Linked DNA regions of Homo sapiens: regions 2, 3, 4 and 5 are each linked to region 1. A link is a contact called in ENCODE Hi-C or POLR2A ChIA-PET data. All regions are on one chromosome and are shown on one strand. The core of a region is the stretch at or near the end of the contact, and the rest is flanking DNA. Distances in the headings are between cores, read along the strand shown.

The links. A loop is a pair of places that touch in the nucleus more often than their neighbours do. ChIA-PET counts read pairs that join two places held with the same protein, here RNA polymerase II (POLR2A). Pooled maps may share reads with other maps.
Region 2: a loop to region 1 is called in a pooled map, with 8 times the contacts of the local background. The contact joins the promoter of YIF1A here to the promoter of PC in region 1. A Hi-C loop is called at or near these places in 6 of 50 pooled maps.
Region 3: a loop to region 1 is called in a pooled map, with 4 times the contacts of the local background. The contact joins the enhancer-like site here to the promoter of PC in region 1. A Hi-C loop is called at or near these places in 1 of 50 pooled maps. POLR2A ChIA-PET finds 5 or more read pairs at or near these places in 4 of 52 experiments (A673, HEK293T, WTC11 and 1 more).
Region 4: a loop to region 1 is called in a pooled map, with 8 times the contacts of the local background. The contact joins the promoter of SLC29A2 here to the promoter of PC in region 1. A Hi-C loop is called at or near these places in 6 of 50 pooled maps.
Region 5: a pooled map shows a loop between it and region 1 (8-fold over the local background). The contact joins the promoter of NPAS4 here to the promoter of PC in region 1. A Hi-C loop is called at or near these places in 8 of 50 pooled maps.

The regions. Positions count from the first base shown.
Region 1 is chr11:66,956,633-66,959,848 of GRCh38, reverse strand. It overlaps PC (pyruvate carboxylase), which reads left to right and starts at 1,466. Exons shown (of 23, transcript NM_001040716.2): 1 at 1,466-1,527. RefSeq lists silencers at 1,029-1,388, 1,709-1,808 and enhancers at 1,459-1,508, 2,672-3,051.
Region 2 is chr11:66,287,415-66,290,630 of GRCh38, reverse strand. It overlaps YIF1A (Yip1 interacting factor homolog A, membrane trafficking protein), which reads left to right and starts at 1,488. Exons shown (of 8, transcript NM_020470.3): 1 at 1,488-1,676; 2 at 2,339-2,550; 3 at 2,715-2,819; 4 at 2,955-3,033. The coding sequence starts at 1,646. RefSeq lists enhancers at 1,172-1,311, 1,179-1,473 and a silencer at 1,412-1,871.
Region 3 is chr11:67,557,128-67,560,343 of GRCh38, reverse strand. No RefSeq gene overlaps it. Among named protein-coding and RNA genes, the nearest start is that of GSTP1, 25 kb to the left of the region's middle. Within about 2 kb of position 1,748, at least 10 of the 41 ENCODE cell types and tissues checked have a DNase peak (open chromatin) inside an H3K27ac peak, as active enhancers do.
Region 4 is chr11:66,370,106-66,373,321 of GRCh38, reverse strand. It overlaps SLC29A2 (solute carrier family 29 member 2), which reads left to right and starts at 1,562. Exons shown (of 12, transcript NM_001532.3): 1 at 1,562-1,759; 2 at 1,997-2,078. The coding sequence starts at 1,731. RefSeq lists a silencer at 1,107-1,866.
Region 5 is chr11:66,419,358-66,422,573 of GRCh38, reverse strand. NPAS4 (neuronal PAS domain protein 4) reads right to left here and starts at 1,539. Exons shown (of 8, transcript NM_178864.4): 1 at 1,220-1,539; 2 at 303-454; 3 at 21-123. The coding sequence starts at 1,394. RefSeq lists silencers at 662-956, 650-964 and an enhancer at 897-1,493.

The sequences.
Region 1 (3,216 bases), core at 217-2,716:
GGCACAGACCCCAGTTTACGCAGCGGTGAATGAAAGTAAAAATCTCGGGACCCCCCCCCAGCGCCCCAATTCATGCGAAAGTGAAGATTAAGCCTTGAAGCTGAGTCACTGCAACACCCTCTTCCAAAAGAATAGCTGTTACTAGCATTAGGCATCAGCCATATCCACACGGAAAGGTAAAAACCTCAGGCATTTGGGAAGGGCTGCCCCCACAGATCATTCACAAGTAAATTCTTGCTGGCCTCCCATAAACAAGGACAGGTCAATTGTAGCTTCAGGTCTACAATCTAAGTCTAGCTCCTAAAAATTCCACAATAAGAATGTCATTACAAGCTTATTTTCCCAGGTGCAGAACAAAGTCAAAACTACCTACTCAGAGACATCTGCATAACTGACTCTTCCTTTACTCTCTTTTTCTCTTCAGACATTCATCTCATCTTACGTAGATTTACCGGGCATTAGCTAAAGTCCCATAGGAATGTAACTATTGTCCTAATCGCCTACTTGCCCTTCTTCCTACATGCCTTCCCCTCATTCCCCCTTTAAGGAAATGCATAAATACTAAACCTCCCGAAAACCTCTTCGGAAAAACAACCACGGATGTGTCTGTGGTTCGTGTTTTTCCCGAGCACGCCCTCAAACTGGATTAATAAGCCTCGATGACAGAGACTTATGCCTCAGTCACTTGTTCCACTTGTCAAAGCTTTCCTCTTTGACAAGTGTCTTGGGTCTTGTCAAGTGTCTTGTGTCTCAAACAAGGCTTCCAAACCCCCTAGGTCCTGAGTAGCTTCGCTCTGCAGATGACAAAACCGAGACTCAGAGGTTAAGTTGCTTGCCCAAGGTCACACAGACGTACTGTAGACCCCCATCATCATCTACGCAGCTGTTAAAGGACATAGTCATGTAACCCGTGTGGCACAAGCGCCTTCTCCTTCCTCCTGCCCTTCGCTAACGTTAGCTTTTCCTGCGACCTCTTCTCCGCTAGCCAGCGCGTATCTGCGTCTAGCCGGGATGCCTGAGCCCCAGTGCGAACTGTTGTGCTTGCAGCTTCGGGAGACACGTGCTACTCGGGTGAATGAATCGAACGTCCCCACCCCCGCCGACAGCCAATAACTGCGAGCCACAGCCCGGCCACTTCCGCCTATTGCGGGCGTCGGCTAGGGTCCGGCGGCCCACGTGAGGCTCCGGAGACAAGGGAGTAGGCGGTGGTGCGCCAGGGGCGGGCTCTCCCAGCCTCGCCACTTATCCAGGCGCTCGCCGGGGACGGGAGGGGCGGGGCTGACGTGGGGCGCCAAGGCTTAAACGTGACGGACAGGCGGGCACAGGGAGGAGTCCAGAGCCTAGGGGCGAGGAGTGACGGAGAACACTGCCCAATAACGGGAGGGGTTGGGCTGTCTGGGCCAATAGGAAGTCCGTAAGGCGGGGCCGGGACTGCAGCAAGTTCGGTTGCACGGAGACCGCAGCTGTTCTCTGTCAGTGGAGGCAGCAGCGGTAGAGGCGGCGGCGAGGACTGGCGACGGCGAGGAGGTGAGTGTCCGCCGCGCTCCGCACGGTCCTCTTCCCGCGGCGGGTCGGAGCGGGTGGACGTGCGCCGGCACCGCTGCGAGGGACGCTTATGTAAGGGTCGCGCGCGCAAAGGCGGCGCGGGCTCCGCGAGTGACGGCTGGAGGAGACAGCGACGGGCTGTGCGCGGTGCGCGACGCGACGCAGCGGACGGCGCCCCTCCCCCTCGCGCGGGGGCTCGGCCGGCTGGACCCGCCCCCGGACCCGCCCCCGGCTGCAGCCCCCGAGCGCCCCTCCGCAGCGTCCGCCTGCGGGCTGCCTCATTCTTGCTCTCGGGCCCATTTTGCAGATGGAGAAACTGACTAAAGCGCCTCGCGCGAGGTCCCTGAGGGTTCGAACCCAAGTCTGTCAGGATCGGGAGCCCAAGTTGTCCCCATCGTACTGGATGTGGCTCAGCTCTGCAGGAAGCCGCGGCGTGTAAGGCGAGGGCTTTCCTTGTTCCTTGCTCTCGCACTCCGCCTCCCGTAGGATCCTCTACTTTGTTTCAGACGGGGAAGCTCCAGGCGCCCAGACGCAGTGATTCGCCCAAGGCCGCTCATTCAGGAGGTGGGGCTGGGCTCAGCCCCTTATTTCTCCAGCTTTTAGTAGTTTACAAAGCGCATCAGAGTCGGAAGCCAAGTCCCTAGGTCCCTGGCAACTTTGAGATTCTTTTGTTTTCTTTTCTTTTTTAGACAGGGTCTTGCTGTCACCCACCCAGGCTGGAGTGCAGTGGCGCGATCTCGGCTCACTGCAGTCTCGACCTCCCGGGCTCAAGCGACCCTCCTGCCACAGTCCCCCAGTGCTGGGACTACAGGCGGGCGCCACCACGCCTAGCTAATTTTTGTATTTTTTGGTAGAGACGAGGTTCCGTCATGTTGCCCAGGCTGGTCTCGAACTCCTACGCTCAAGCGAGCGGCCTGCCCTGGCTTCCCAAAGTGCTGAGATTACAGGCGTGCCTCGTCTGAAATTCTAAAAAATCAGATTGTGTCTTTATTTTGTGAGAAGAGGTAGGCCTGGGCTCCTTACCCGTTCTCCAGCTGAGAAAACAGGCTCAGAGAAGTACCAACACTTGCTGATGACAACCAGAACCTCCAGAGTGCCTGCCATCTGCCTCCCTATTGCTCCCGTACCCACTGCCACCATCAGCCCTGGCTGGCCTCCCCCAAGGCACCCTTTCCCTGTATGTGATGCAAACACTTGTGCTGGGGGTGGATGTGCTCAGCATTTCTCTCACTTGCAGCTACAGCTTCCTGCCTGCAGGCTCTCCTTAACTGTTGAACTCTTAATCACATTCTTTTGCACACCTACAGTGTTCCTATCCCTACACTGGGCCGAGAGACAGCGTGGGCGATGAGGTCAATCCTTGTCCTGCAACTGCTGACAAACCCATTGGGGGAGAGAGAAAATAAACAAAACCTAAGCAGCAAGGCAGCCTGCTGCAGATGTTTGTAGAGAGCCTAGTGGGTGAGGTATTGGCCCTAGGAGGACATGGAAGAGGAAGTTCAGTAGAGGCCAGTAAATCACAGCAAACCACACACTAAAGCGAGAGAGAGGAGAAATGGCCTGGAAGGGGATGGGCTTGGGAAGGCTTCGTGGAGGAGGTGAGTTGTGGACCTCTTTTTGATGCCGCTGCAGTGGAGAAACAGTGATTGGATTTCAGCAGCTAGAAAGTTT
Region 2 (3,216 bases), core at 239-2,738, 670 kb after region 1:
TCCAGGGTTTTATCTATTTATTATGAATTTCTTGGACACAGATGTTTATTGGGTGTCTTCCATATGCAAGTATTGTGCTTGGCACTGGGAAGACAAGGGTGGAAGTGGAGAATGACAACAGGGCCTGTCCTCATGGAACTTACATGCAGGGCAAATTGGGTGCACCCAGAGGGGGCCTAGAACCCAACCTATGACCTCCACCCCTGACCGGGTCAGGTCTCTGTCCCCTTTGTCCCTCTGAGAGGCACGAGATGAACTAACTCTTAAAGATAACTAGGCTTATGGACAAGTGGATATGAGGGGGAAGGGCATCCCAGGTGGAGGGGACCTCTGGGCAATGGCACTGCAATCAGACCACGTGGGCTGAGTTTGGGGAGCAGGAAGGTCATCTGGTGTAACTGGATACCTGGTAGCTAATTAGAGAGGTCGCAGAGAACCTGCTCATGCTCTCTAGAAAGCGGTGGCTGAAGGTCTGTGAGAGGGAGGCCCCTGAAGACTGTCTCCGCGGGGTTGGGAGTGATCAGAACCTGGGTGGAGAGAAAGGAACCCCCGGGACTACAAGTGAGGCTTAGGGGCCTCACTTCAAGAAGACCACAGGCCCGGCGATGACTCAGGAGTTTAGGCTGCAGCTTCAGGACGCAAATCAGCACACCTCTGCCCCCAAATCTGCTGGACTACGGGAGAGTCTATGGGACAGGCCCGGGGCAGGATCCTGCCCCACCTATACCACCCAATCTCTCAGACTTCGGATCCTCTGGGCCCCAGTTTTGCAGTATGCGTGTATGTGTGCGTGCGGCCACGCGCTCGCTAGGAGCGTGTGGTTCGAGACCCCAAATCTTCCCATACGCAGGCCCCCGGGAGTCTACAGGATGGCGGCTGAGGCGGGAGGACATTTTCAGCACCGGACGACGGACAGCACCCGCGCGGAGAAGAGGAGTGGGAGGCGGGTGGAGTCAGCATCCTGGGGCTTGCTTGGCAGCTCTGTCACTGATAGGTCCGGCCTCCCACCACCACCTCCGGGTCTGCCGGGGCTCCGTTCCAAGATTGGGTGAAGTGTAGGTGACGGGGGAGGAAAACAAGCCCAGAGAGGGAGAAACAGGCGCCCCGAAGGGCAGGGCTTGGTTGGAACTCGACCGCCCCGTTCCCTCCTGGAGTACGTCCCACCAAGGAAGCTTTGCTCCTGACTCCGGCTGCAGGTTACCTCTCGACTCCCTGGTGTAGTCGTGGCAGGGTGCGTCAAGTGCCTCACCGCGCAGGCGCGCAAATAATTCTCGCCCACCTTCTTTCTTAACTCTTCTATTGGCTGTTCCCACCGTGAACTGGCAAGCCCGTGATCCAATCCCAGGCACCGCAAGTCGCTCCGCCTGTCCCTCACCCGGATGTTGCCTTCTGCCGAATCCGCTCAGGCCAGAGCTCGTCAGTGGCCAATTGGGAGAGGGGAGGGGCGAGCCGGCGCCGCCGAAGAGCCAATGGCAGGCGCGGGGGATGACGCCACGGACATGGTGGCCGAGACCGGCGGGGTGGGGGACGTGTCGCGCGGCCGGGTGGCCTCGGTCGGTACCCTGGGCGCGGAGCAGCTGCCTCATTAGTATTCGTACCCACGAGGCGGCGCAGCGGGCCCTCGGGGACAGCGAGCGTCGCGGCCATGGCTTATCACTCGGGCTACGGAGCCCACGGTGCGTGGGGCGCGGGCGGGGCGCGGCGCGGCCGGCGGGGGGAGAGTCGGCGGCGTGGCCCGCTCACCCCGAGGGAGATAGCGACTGGGACCGCCGCCCAGGGCGGGGGTGTCACTCGGGTTCCTGCCCCTCGTAACACTCCAACACGTCCCGGACTTCGCCCTCTCGGCCCAGTCCTGGGAATCCCATGCCGGAGTCGGGCAAAAACGGGGTCCGCCTCCTCCTCCAGAAACTCCTTTGACTGTTGTGAACCTGATGAGGTCCCTGATCACTGTCCAGGGCCTCCAGGTAGCCAGCTGTCGCCTCTCCCAGCTTTGTTCACGGAAGGATGCCCTCCCAGTTATTTTCACCTAGCACACTTCTACTCACTGTGGCTCAGTTCAGAGGTCACTTCCAGTGAGAGGCCTTCAGAAACCCCAAGTGGGCAACCAGTTCTAGGCGCTGCCTCAGCTCTTTCTTTGCCTACATTTAGCAACGGATTTCTCGCAAAGGATCCCTCATCACAGTTTTTTCTCAGTTAGCTCCCCCTCACCCAGCTTGGGGTCCCCTCACTGATCGGTGCCTCCAGGACCCGTGCAGGGCTGTCCAGCCAGGGAAGGGGCGGTGGTTTGGGCTCATGCTTGGTATTTCTGTCATCTACTCTGATACCTCCAAACCCACAGGCTCCAAGCACAGGGCCCGGGCAGCCCCGGATCCCCCTCCCCTCTTCGATGACACAAGCGGTGGTTATTCCAGCCAGCCCGGGGGATACCCAGCCACAGGAGCAGACGTGGCCTTCAGTGTCAACCACTTGCTTGGGGACCCAATGGCCAATGTGGCTATGGCCTATGGCAGCTCCATCGCATCCCATGGGAAGGACATGGTGCACAAGGAGGTGTGGCCTGCCCCCGGGGCACGGGTGGCAGAATTTTTGGCTAGGGCTGGGGCATCATGGGATTCCACCCGATTCCTCACAGTGCCCTCAGGGATGGAGCACACAGAGGGGCACCCTGAGGCCTGGGGTGCGGCTTGCCCACAGCTTCCTCTCTCCCCTCCCAGCTGCACCGTTTTGTGTCTGTGAGCAAACTCAAGTATTTTTTTGCTGTGGACACAGCCTACGTGGCCAAGAAGCTAGGGCTGCTGGTCTTCCCCTACACACACCAGGTGAGCTTCCTACCAAGGGAGCTGGTGGGCCTTCCTCATTCTGCCCGAGTCTGGCCCCCAGACCTCAACCCCCTTCTCTCCTCTTTTCTCTTCTTCCCCTCCTGATGTGGCCGCTGCTGCCACTGCCACTGCCAGAACTGGGAAGTGCAGTACAGTCGTGATGCTCCTCTGCCCCCCCGGCAAGACCTCAACGCCCCTGACCTCTATATCCCCAGTGAGTCTCCAACCTGGGCTGGGGAACGTGGTGGGGTGGGGTCGGGGGGGACTTGTGCCTTGAGGGATGAATGGGAAGAGAGGCGCAGCTACTGAGTCAGCATCTGTTCTTGGTGCTTTGTGTATGTGTGGCAGTTGCAAGACACCAGGCAGGCAGTGCAGGGTGACCAGTAAGGAGCTTCCT
Region 3 (3,216 bases), core at 499-2,998, 600 kb before region 1:
CGCCCGGCCTGCATCTTTGATTTTCAGAAAACATATGATCCCTTAGGCCTCCTGCCCATTGCAGATTTACTTAGAGCTCAGTCTGAACCCCAATTCCCAGGCCTAGGCAGCTCAAGGCCACTTCCCTCCTCTGCAACAGAGCAAACCAAGCCTGTAGCTTTCTCCCCTCCTCAGTCTCCATCATGGAGAGCCCACTTTCTCACTCCAGTCCTCCTGGGCATTGCAGGGAATCGGCCCGTGATGGAGAATCAGGGTGGGGCATGGACAGGAGGCGGCACCTGGCATAGCCCAGTCCTCCATCTCCTCCTGCTGGTGCCCTCCACCCCTGCCTGCCTGACCCCAGGAAAAGCTGTTCATGGGACATCCAGGCCCTGGGCATAGAGATGGCCCCTCTCTGTCCAAATCACCCACCAGCCTATCTCCAGTCTTCCCTTAGGATTTGTTTTTTTAATATACATATTTTAAATGGAGATGGGATCTCAGTGTGTTGCCCAGGCTCGTCTCAAACTCCTGGCCTCCCACCTCAGCTTCCCAAGGCACTGAAATTATAGGCGTGAGCCACAGTGCCTGTCCAGGAATTTTTGAGAAATAAGTTTTCTCCACTTCATTACATATTGTTTTTATAATGAGCAGTACAGGAAAAAGCTGGCCAAAGGCATCATCTGGGCACAGCAAAGAAGGCACAGAGGGCACCTGAGGTCTTCGTCAGCTAAGCATCCTTTGCCTCTTCCTTTGGTAACAGAACCTCTCTTTCTTGGAGGAACCAAATCCATGTGATTGAACTGAAAGTGACCACTTCTGCCAAGGGGATAGGAACTGCATTCTCCTAGCCAAAGTGATTATTCAGGGAGGGGCAGGACCCAGTGAGCCACGCCAATGAAAGGCAACCCCAGAACTCATCAAAGAAAGCCTTAAAGTGACTTGGCCATATTTGCCACCCTGCAGGTACAGGCTGCCTGAGAATGAAGCCACAGAGAAGTAAGCAGTGTAGAGAAAAAGAATGCTGGCTGGGTGCAGTGGCTCATACCTGTAATCCCAACATTTTGGGAGGCTGAGGCGGACAGACCACTTGAGGTCAGAAGTTCGACACCAGCCTGGCCAACGCGGTGAAACCCCGTCTCCACTAAAAATTCAAAAATTAGCCGGGCACCTGTAGTCCCAGCCACTCGGGAGGCTGAGGCACGAGAATTGCTCGAACCCGGGAGGCGGAGGTTTCAGTGAGCCGAGATCGCACCACTGCACTCCAGCCTGGACGACAGAGCAAGACTCTGTCTCAAAAAAAAAAAAAAAAAGAGAGACAGAGGGAGAAAAACAATGTTTCATGGGGAGGAAGAGTGAGAAATGATGAAGAATTTGATGGAGCTCCTGGATCCAACGTGCGTAAAGCAGAAGCATCCGTTATCTTCCAGTTAACTGAGTCAGCAAATTCGCCTTTGATTGGGTTTCTGCTGCTTTCAATCAAAATCAGCCCAATACAAGTCGAAGAGTGAGAATGAGGAGTGAGCCCCGCCCCTGCTGCTGTGTGTGGCACATTTGCAGGCTCTGGGAGACGCTGGTTAGAGTCAGGGACAGTCGACGCTGTGGACCCCGTAGCGTGGCCTCAGCAAGCTGGAGCTGGGCCCAGGCTTCCCAGAATGAACCAGTAATACAGCAGTCAGTGTGCCTCCCCGCCCTCCTTGATTCCTGAAATAACTGGTTAAATATAAATTGGCCCCACCCCACTGAAGTACTCAAGAAGGAGAAAAAACAACTTAGTGATAGCAGTGTAGTCTCCGTCGAGTGTTTCTGGGCGGCACATTCACTAGAAGTCACGCCAGTTGCAAGTCAGAAACCCGGTGCTGCATGGGGTATGCTGCGTGTTGCCAACAAGTGACTTATTTTATCATCTACATTGCAAACCTAGAAGATGCCTCTTCAAAAGGTGTTGTTCAGAGAACCCCTGATCCCGCGGGGCTGGAACATGGACGTGACAGGGATGGCATCCTTGGCATGGCAGAGAGAGCAGGGGGAGCCTGGGTCCCTAACACCACGGAGTGCCCATTGCTTCGTGCAGAGGACACCGGACTTGTTGCAGAGTGAAAACATACTTCTAGCTTGTTTCAGCTGCTGCGGTTGGGGGACTTTGTAACCTCAGTGGGACTTGTATCTGATTAATATACAACCTGAAGTGAGAACAAGAACCAAAGAGAAGTAGGAAATGGTTAGGATTTTTTTAGCCCCGGAAGGTGAATTTATTTCTGAAAACAATCTTTTGTTTTTCTTTAAATAAAAAGCGGCTTTTTAAAATAAAGAAACAGCCAAACTAAATACATGTTGGGCAAATATGTAAAGACTTTGGGCTGGGCGCAGTGGCTCATGCCTATAATCCCAGCATTTTGGGAGGCCAAGGCGGGCAGATCATTTGCGGTCAGGAGTTTGAGACCAGCCTGGCCAACATGGTGAAACGCTGTCTCTACTAAAAACACACAAAAAAGAGCCGGGTGTGGTGGCACACACCTGTAGTCTCAGCTACTCGGGAGGCTGAGGCAGGAGAATCACTTGAACCCAGGAGGCAGAGGTTGCAGTGAGCCGAGATCGCACCACTGCTCTCCAGCCTGGGTGACAGAGTGAGACCCCTCTCAAAAAAAAAAAAAAAAAAGACTTTGAAAGGGGCCAGTTGTGGTGGTTCACGCCTGTAATCCCAGCACTTTGGGAGGCCAAGGCAGGTGGATCACTTGAGCCCAGGAGTTCGAGACCAGCTTGGGCAACATGGCAAGACCCCATCTCTACCAAAAAAAAAAAAAAAAAAAAAAAAGACTTCAAAGGGACAATAAATTACTAGCCTATCTGTGTCCATATTTCATAGTCTAGTCCCTAATATTTAAAACAAATAGCCTTAAGACGATTTGTGTGCCATTATTATACACCCCTTAAGCATATAAAAAGGTAAAAACATGTTCAGTGTCATTAGGAAATGCAATTTTTTTTTTCAAGATGGAGTTTCACTCTGTCGCCCAGGCCAGAGTGCAGTGGTGTGATCTCTGCTTACTGCAACCTCCACCTCCCAGATTCAAGTGATTCTCCTGCCTCAGCCTCCCGGGTAGCTGGGATTACAGACATGTGCCACTATGCTCGGCTAATTTGTGTATTTTTAGTAAGGACGCGGTTTCACCATGTTGGCCAGGCTGGTCTCCAACTCCTGACCTCAGGTGATCTGCCTGCCTCAGCCTTCCAAAG
Region 4 (3,216 bases), core at 313-2,812, 590 kb after region 1:
ACAACCTGTGCCATAGCTGTGCTGCACCAGCGGCCTCGCTTTTCTTTAAATAACTCATTTTCCATAAATAAATTGATTTTTCAAAGAAAAGTTGATATCATAATCATAAATAGGAAACCAGTATGAGTAGCCCTGAAAATAAAGTTGCTATAAAAATAAATATAAGAAAAATACAAGTTAATAACTTTTGATAAAATTGTCAGCAGACCCTCTGAGGCTAACTGAGGGGAAGGGATGGGAAGGCAGATTAAGAAGTGTTAGCAACCTGTTAACACCCTTGACATATTCAGAGGCTTGAAAGAAAATGGGAAGAATAACTTTCTCTTTCGGTGTAATTTAATGCTGTCTCTGTTCTCCCTAAAATCACCTGCATTTTACTGCAACCACCCATTTATCACTCAACGGCGCTAGATGCTGCCAGTAAACCAATGGACCAGATAAGCACAGCCTCTGCCCCTACAGACTCTCAGTCGGCTGGAGGAAAAACATAAGCAACCTGGGAATGGCTATAAAATGTCATTGCTTAAGAAAATAGTTTGTGGCCGGGCGTGGTGGCTCACGCCTGTAATAGCAACATTTTGGGAGGCCGATGCGGGCGGATCACCTGAGGTCAAGAGTTCGAGACCAGCCTGGTCAAAAGATGAGTTCGAGACTAGACTGGCCACCTCTTCAGTAGAGCTGGTGAAGCCCCGTTTCTACTAAAAATACAAAAATTAACCGGACGTGGTGGCATGCGCCTGTAGTCCCAGCTACTCCTGAGGCTGAGGCACCAGAATCGCTTGAACCTGCCTGGGAGGGGGAGGTTGCAGTGAGCCAAGATCACGCCACTGCACTTCCGCCTGGGCGACAGAGCGACACTCAGTCTCAAAAAAACTAGTTTGTGTTTTGGAGCCTCTCACTTCTCCAGCGTCCCCGATACGCCCGGGGATTGCAGAGAACCCACACCTATTCGTAGATTATGAGAGTAGGAGCAAATTAATGATTTATAGTCTTTTCAAATTTTTTTTTTTAACAGAAAAAGAGTAGGGAGTTGAAAGTAATGCTGTTTTTTTCCAGGCACTCCCGGGGACCCAGCGCGGCGAAGCCCGCCAGGATCGCGGGCGACCTGTGGCAGCTCTGGTTCCCCCGCCCGGGCCCGGCTCGGGTTACGCTCTGGGCGGGGACTCCGCAGCGGCTCCCTAGTTAGGGGGCGCCCCGGTGGGTTCCAGCTTTAGGGGTCGCAGGAGCGGCTCTGGCATCACCTCGGAGCTGACGAAGCGGGAAGAGCCCCGCACCAGTGCTGCCCCTACAGAGCTCTCGGCGGGGGGTGGAGGTGAGGTTACACCTCGTCCCTACCCCCGCCTTCCCCTCCGCCGCAGGGATCCGGGACCCGCCCCCGCGGAGAGGACGGGGGGCTGCGGGGAGGGGCTGTGCGGGGAGCGGGCGGGTTCCGCAGGCCCCTAGGTGGGGCGGGGCCCGAGCCAGAGTCGAGTCCCTGAGGCGGGTGGGGGAAGGAGAGACGGGTGGCGCGACCCTCTGTCCCCGCCTCGGGGCGGAGCCCAGGTCCCAGCCTGCGGAGCGCGAGACACGCCGAAATCCGCCCGAGGCTACCTGTGCGACTCCAGCCGCCCTGCACCGGAATCTGGGGAGACCCGCCCCCCGCCCCACCGGTCTGCGGCCCTCCGCCCCAGCGCAGGTGCAGGTGCGGCTTCTCTGCCCCTTTCACCCCAGGCGCATCCGCCGCGGCGGCCATGGCGCGAGGAGACGCCCCGCGGGACAGGTGAGTGGGCCCGGGTGCGTTGCAAGTGGCCGGGGGCGTTGCAGACCCGCTCCCTGAAGGCGCTCCGAGGCTCAGAGAAGACCGGATCGAACTACAATTCCCATCAGCCGACTCCCTCGGCCGCCGGAACCGGGGTGATCGGGGTTGTAGTCCGCTCCGGAGGGGGTGGCCTGGGAGGCGGGAGGGCCTGCGGAGGCGGGTGCGTCCTCGGGGTGACCTTCCCACCGATCCCCACAGCTACCACCTGGTCGGGATCAGCTTCTTCATCCTGGGGCTGGGCACCCTCCTTCCCTGGAACTTCTTCATCACCGCCATCCCGGTGAGACTCCTGGCGGCGTGGCAGCCTCGTGGCCACAGCCAGCACCCCTCCCTCCAGCCCTTTGGATGAAGCTTAGCGGGCGCTTCCTCACCGCGCACCTGTGACCCCTCGTTGAGCTCATTATGGGCTGAAGCTCGGAGAGGGGAATGCTTCCCCCGTGGCTAGGAAAGTAGAACTTCAGCAATGCCCACATCTCAGAGGGGCAAGGCCACCAGCCCACAGGGTCTGGAATGAGCAAAGGCGCTGCCACCCCTCTCTGTGTGTCGTTATTCCTGAGTCAGTCACCCCAAAAGTCGGTTATCGAACGTTTGATTTTCTTTGAAATACCATGAATTTCATTCATTCACTCATTCATTCAACAAACTTTTTTTTTTTTTTTTTTTTTGAGACAGAGTCTGGCTCTTTCGCCCAGGCTGGAGTGCAGTGGCGCCATCTCGGCTCACTGCAAGCTCCGCCTCCCGGGTTCACGCCATTCTCCTGCCTCACCCTCCCGAGTAGCTGGGACTACAGGCGCCCGCCGCCACGCGCGGCTATTTTTTTTTGTATTTTTAGTAGAGACGGGGTTTCACCGTGTTAGCCAGGATGGTCTCGATCTCCTGACCTCGTGATCCTCCCGCCTCGGCCTCCCAAAGTGCTGGGATTACAGGCGTGAGCCACCGTGCCCAGCCTCATTCAACAAACTTTTAATGTGCATCTACTGTGGAGCAGGCACTGGGGACACAGGAGGAAACAGCAGGGAGGCTCTTCAGGGAAGGCAGAAATGTGGGGTTTGCATTGTCTTTGGGACCGGGTTATTCATCTGTATTCACTGCAACAACTTTGCAAATGCTTCTTGGGTACTGGCTCTGTGCTGGGCCCTGGAAACCCAGAGATGAATCAGCCCCTGGGCTTGAGAGCAAGAGGGGGCCAAAGAGCTATTAATAATGTAACATGATGCGTGACATTCCAGGCTTGCAGCAGAGTGCAGTGGGTCCCCAGGGGAGGGAGAAAGTTCCTTCTGCTTCATGGAAGAGGAGATTTGTAAATTGGGAGTAGGGTAGGCAAAGTGCATGTGGAGGGGTGTGGTCAGTAGGGCATTCCAGGCCGAGGCGACAGCCATGCCAAAGGCAGGCAGGCAAGAGACGATCAGCCTGTTTAG
Region 5 (3,216 bases), core at 290-2,789, 540 kb after region 1:
AGGGAGAAGGGAGTCCTTACCAGTGTCCAGGGCAGAGGGCAGGGTGAGTTGCTGGCGCACAGTGAGGTGGTCAGCTGGGTCAATGATGTCGTAGATGCTGTCACCCTGGGCAACCAGGTCCACCTGGAGGGAGGAAAAGAAGAGATGACCATTAGGGAGAACAGCAGGAGCCAATCTTTGATCTACAGTATCTTGTAGGGTATAACCTCTCCCTCCATAGTAATTCCCAGTTCCTCAGGAGTGGAAGGCTCACGGCACCCACTCCATGCCCAGCCTCAGCTGAAAGGACCCTTAGCACTCACCATGGAGTGGCCCAGATGCTCGCTCACACTCTCAGACAGGTAGAGCAATTTCCCCTCGGCTGTGAACACAAGCAGAAAGCCGGGTAGTGCCGCTACGATGTCCTCAAGCTCTTGAGCTGAGAGAAGCCCCGTGGGGCCCGCCAGAGGAGTGCCTGTAGGGCGAGAAGACGTAGTGCGTCAGGAGTAAGACTGGGAGGCAGAGAAGAAGTGAGGAAGGCATGGTCTGAGTTTCAGAGAATCCAGAGGAATTTCTCATGGACCTGCCTCTGCAAACACCTGTTGACCCGCTGCCCGCAGCTCTTGGCCAGGGAACCTGTTGCTGTATCTCCATAGCCCACAAGCCCTCGACTTCTAAAGCGGGGTCGGCTCCTCTCGGCTCTTAATTTCAGAACCGCGGACAGAGCTCCAAAGCGGCTCTGAATTTCAGAACCGCGGACAGAGCTCCGAAGCCGACTGTGGGTTCAGAACCATGGACAGAGCCATACACGGCCGGCGCAGCCGTCAGCACCATGGGCAGCGCCCCGAAGGCGACAGGAGATCCCTTTCAGCACCGCGGACAGTAGCTATGTTCCCCTAGGCTCAGGCAGCTCCATCCCTGCAACTTCCCGGGCTTCCCTCCCCGGCTCCCGGAGCGCTTCTGCACTGGCGGGCACCGAGGCCGCTCTGTCCTGGCTCTTATCCTCTCATAATCTGGTGTTAGGGACACCGTCCAGGCTCTCTAACTCTCATTCAGAACTAAGGTGAGGTCTGGAGGGAGCTCAGGAGGAAAAGTAGAAAGTCCCGAATCTCCCGAGTCCCGAATCTCCCCAGCTCGCCAGCACGCTGCCCTAGACATGCGACAGCCCCAGCGGGTTCCCTCAGCTCCAGGGTCTCCGGCGCCTGGCAGCTCGGATCTGCGGTAGCCCCAGCATGCTCACCACCAGCGAAGAAGACGCCCTTGCGAGTGTAGATGCAGGCGAGGCTCATGATGTGCAGGTAGGACAGCCGGACCTTGTCCGCTTCGGCCAGCGGCAGCAGCTCCTTGAGGTTCCGGATCTCGGCGTTGATCTGGTCCCGGCGCGCCTTGGAGGCGCCCTTGGTGGAGCGGTACATGACCGGCGGCTGCGGAGCTCCAGCTCGGGTGCCCGAGCACCTGCGCTCCCGTCCCGACGCACCGGCGGCTTCCTCCTCCGTGCTTCCCCGTCTCTCGCTCAGGCTCGCTCTCTGCTCTCCTGGGCTCCGCTCGGCTGCGCTGCCCCCCTCGCCTGCCTCACGCCGCCTTATATAGCTCCTGCCAGGCGTGGGGGGCTCGTTTTAGAGCCGGGGGGGCGGGAGAGCGGGAGGCTGGGCTAAGCAAGCTGCAGCGGGAGCCGCTGACTGGGGAGGGGGGCTCCTCCTCCCGCCCGGCTTCCGACGTCATCTCATGACGTAGAATGAGAGAGGGAGGGAGGCGGGCGAGGGGGGAGCAGGAGGCTGCGGAGGGGGCCAAGCCTGGCGGGAGCTGAGCGGAGAGGAAGGCGCTGCGTTAGGAAAGCTTGAATGGAGTGTGGGGACCCTGGCGTCTGAATGCGTTCAGTTGAGGGAAGCGACAGGGCCAGGTTTAGGGCGGCCTGAAGCCCGCGGCAGGAGTCCGCAGAGGGCAGAGAGGGGCCGGCACTGACACTAATTTTTCTGAGGAGTTGAGGGAATGGGGAAGAACAGGGTTGTCTACAAATCCCCCTCGTTACTTGACAGACAAGGTCACGTTCACATGCAGGGAAGGAGGACTTTCCTTGGCCTCCGTGGGACAGGTCACTGCTGGGGTTCCTCTCTGGGGACTATTTAACCTGGGATTCCCTTGGCCATTTTTAGAGAACAAATTCCCGCCCCCGCTTCCCAAATCGGGCCTTGGCGGCTTATCAGGGGGTGTTCATGGGGGTCTAAGTCCCGAGGATGGGTGGAAAGGGAGTCCGGTGGGAAAGGGACCAGCTGAATTTGGCGTTGATCCTGTTTTCCCACAGCCAAGAATAGAAACCAACATCAGCGCTGTAGTCTGCAGTGATTCGTGGTTTCCCTCTCAGCTAATTAACCTTACTGAAGGGGAAACTGAGGCAGGGACGTGGGGGCACGGCGAGGACCTGGGTCTGCACTTAGGCATCCCTTCCCCCCGTTGCCGGCCCCCAAGCGAGCGCTTCCCCCCGCCCTGCTGCCAGCCTCTGTCTCCCCGCGGGCCGGGGGCGGGGGCGGGGCCGGGGGAATCCCAGCTCCATATTAGGACAGGAATCCTCCGGCGGCTGCCGCGGCTGCGGCGGGCGGGGCCTGGCTGCCTCCGCACCGCTCCGGAGGGCTCCCCGCCCTGCCTAGGCGGGCAAGATGGGGGAGCAGCTGAGAAGCGAAGGGGCAGCGCCGGACCCTCCATGACCCCTGCACCTACCAGGGACCCTGTATTTTTGCCAGGTTCCCTCCACCCCTCTCCACATTTGCGCCTCTAAGGCTCCTGGCTCTGCCTCTCCACCTTCAGCTCTCCACTTTCCACCTTCGTTTCTTTTTCTGTCCTTTCATATCCTTTTCTATCCTTTTCATATCCTGTCACCTTTGCCCTATCCCCACCCCCCCACACACCCGCTTTTTTTCTCTTTTCACCACAGATGATTGCTCTCTACAGGGGCGAGGATGTGCCGTTCTTATCCTGGGATTCAATAATGCAAGAAGCAAGTGGGCTAGGGAATGTTCTTATCTGAAATCTCGTTTGATGGAGTAGCTGTGTGCGCATGGAATCACTTAAGTGGCTGGAAATGAGGCCACTTAAAAATTGGAGGGTGGGACTGGGAAGTCCCAGTCACACAGGAAGCATGGAGATGAACTTTGACATCAAAAAGGACAATTTGGGGCCAGGGAACTCTCCGCTCCTCATGGAAAGGGGTGGTAGTAAGAGAGGTAGAGTGGGAGGAGAGGC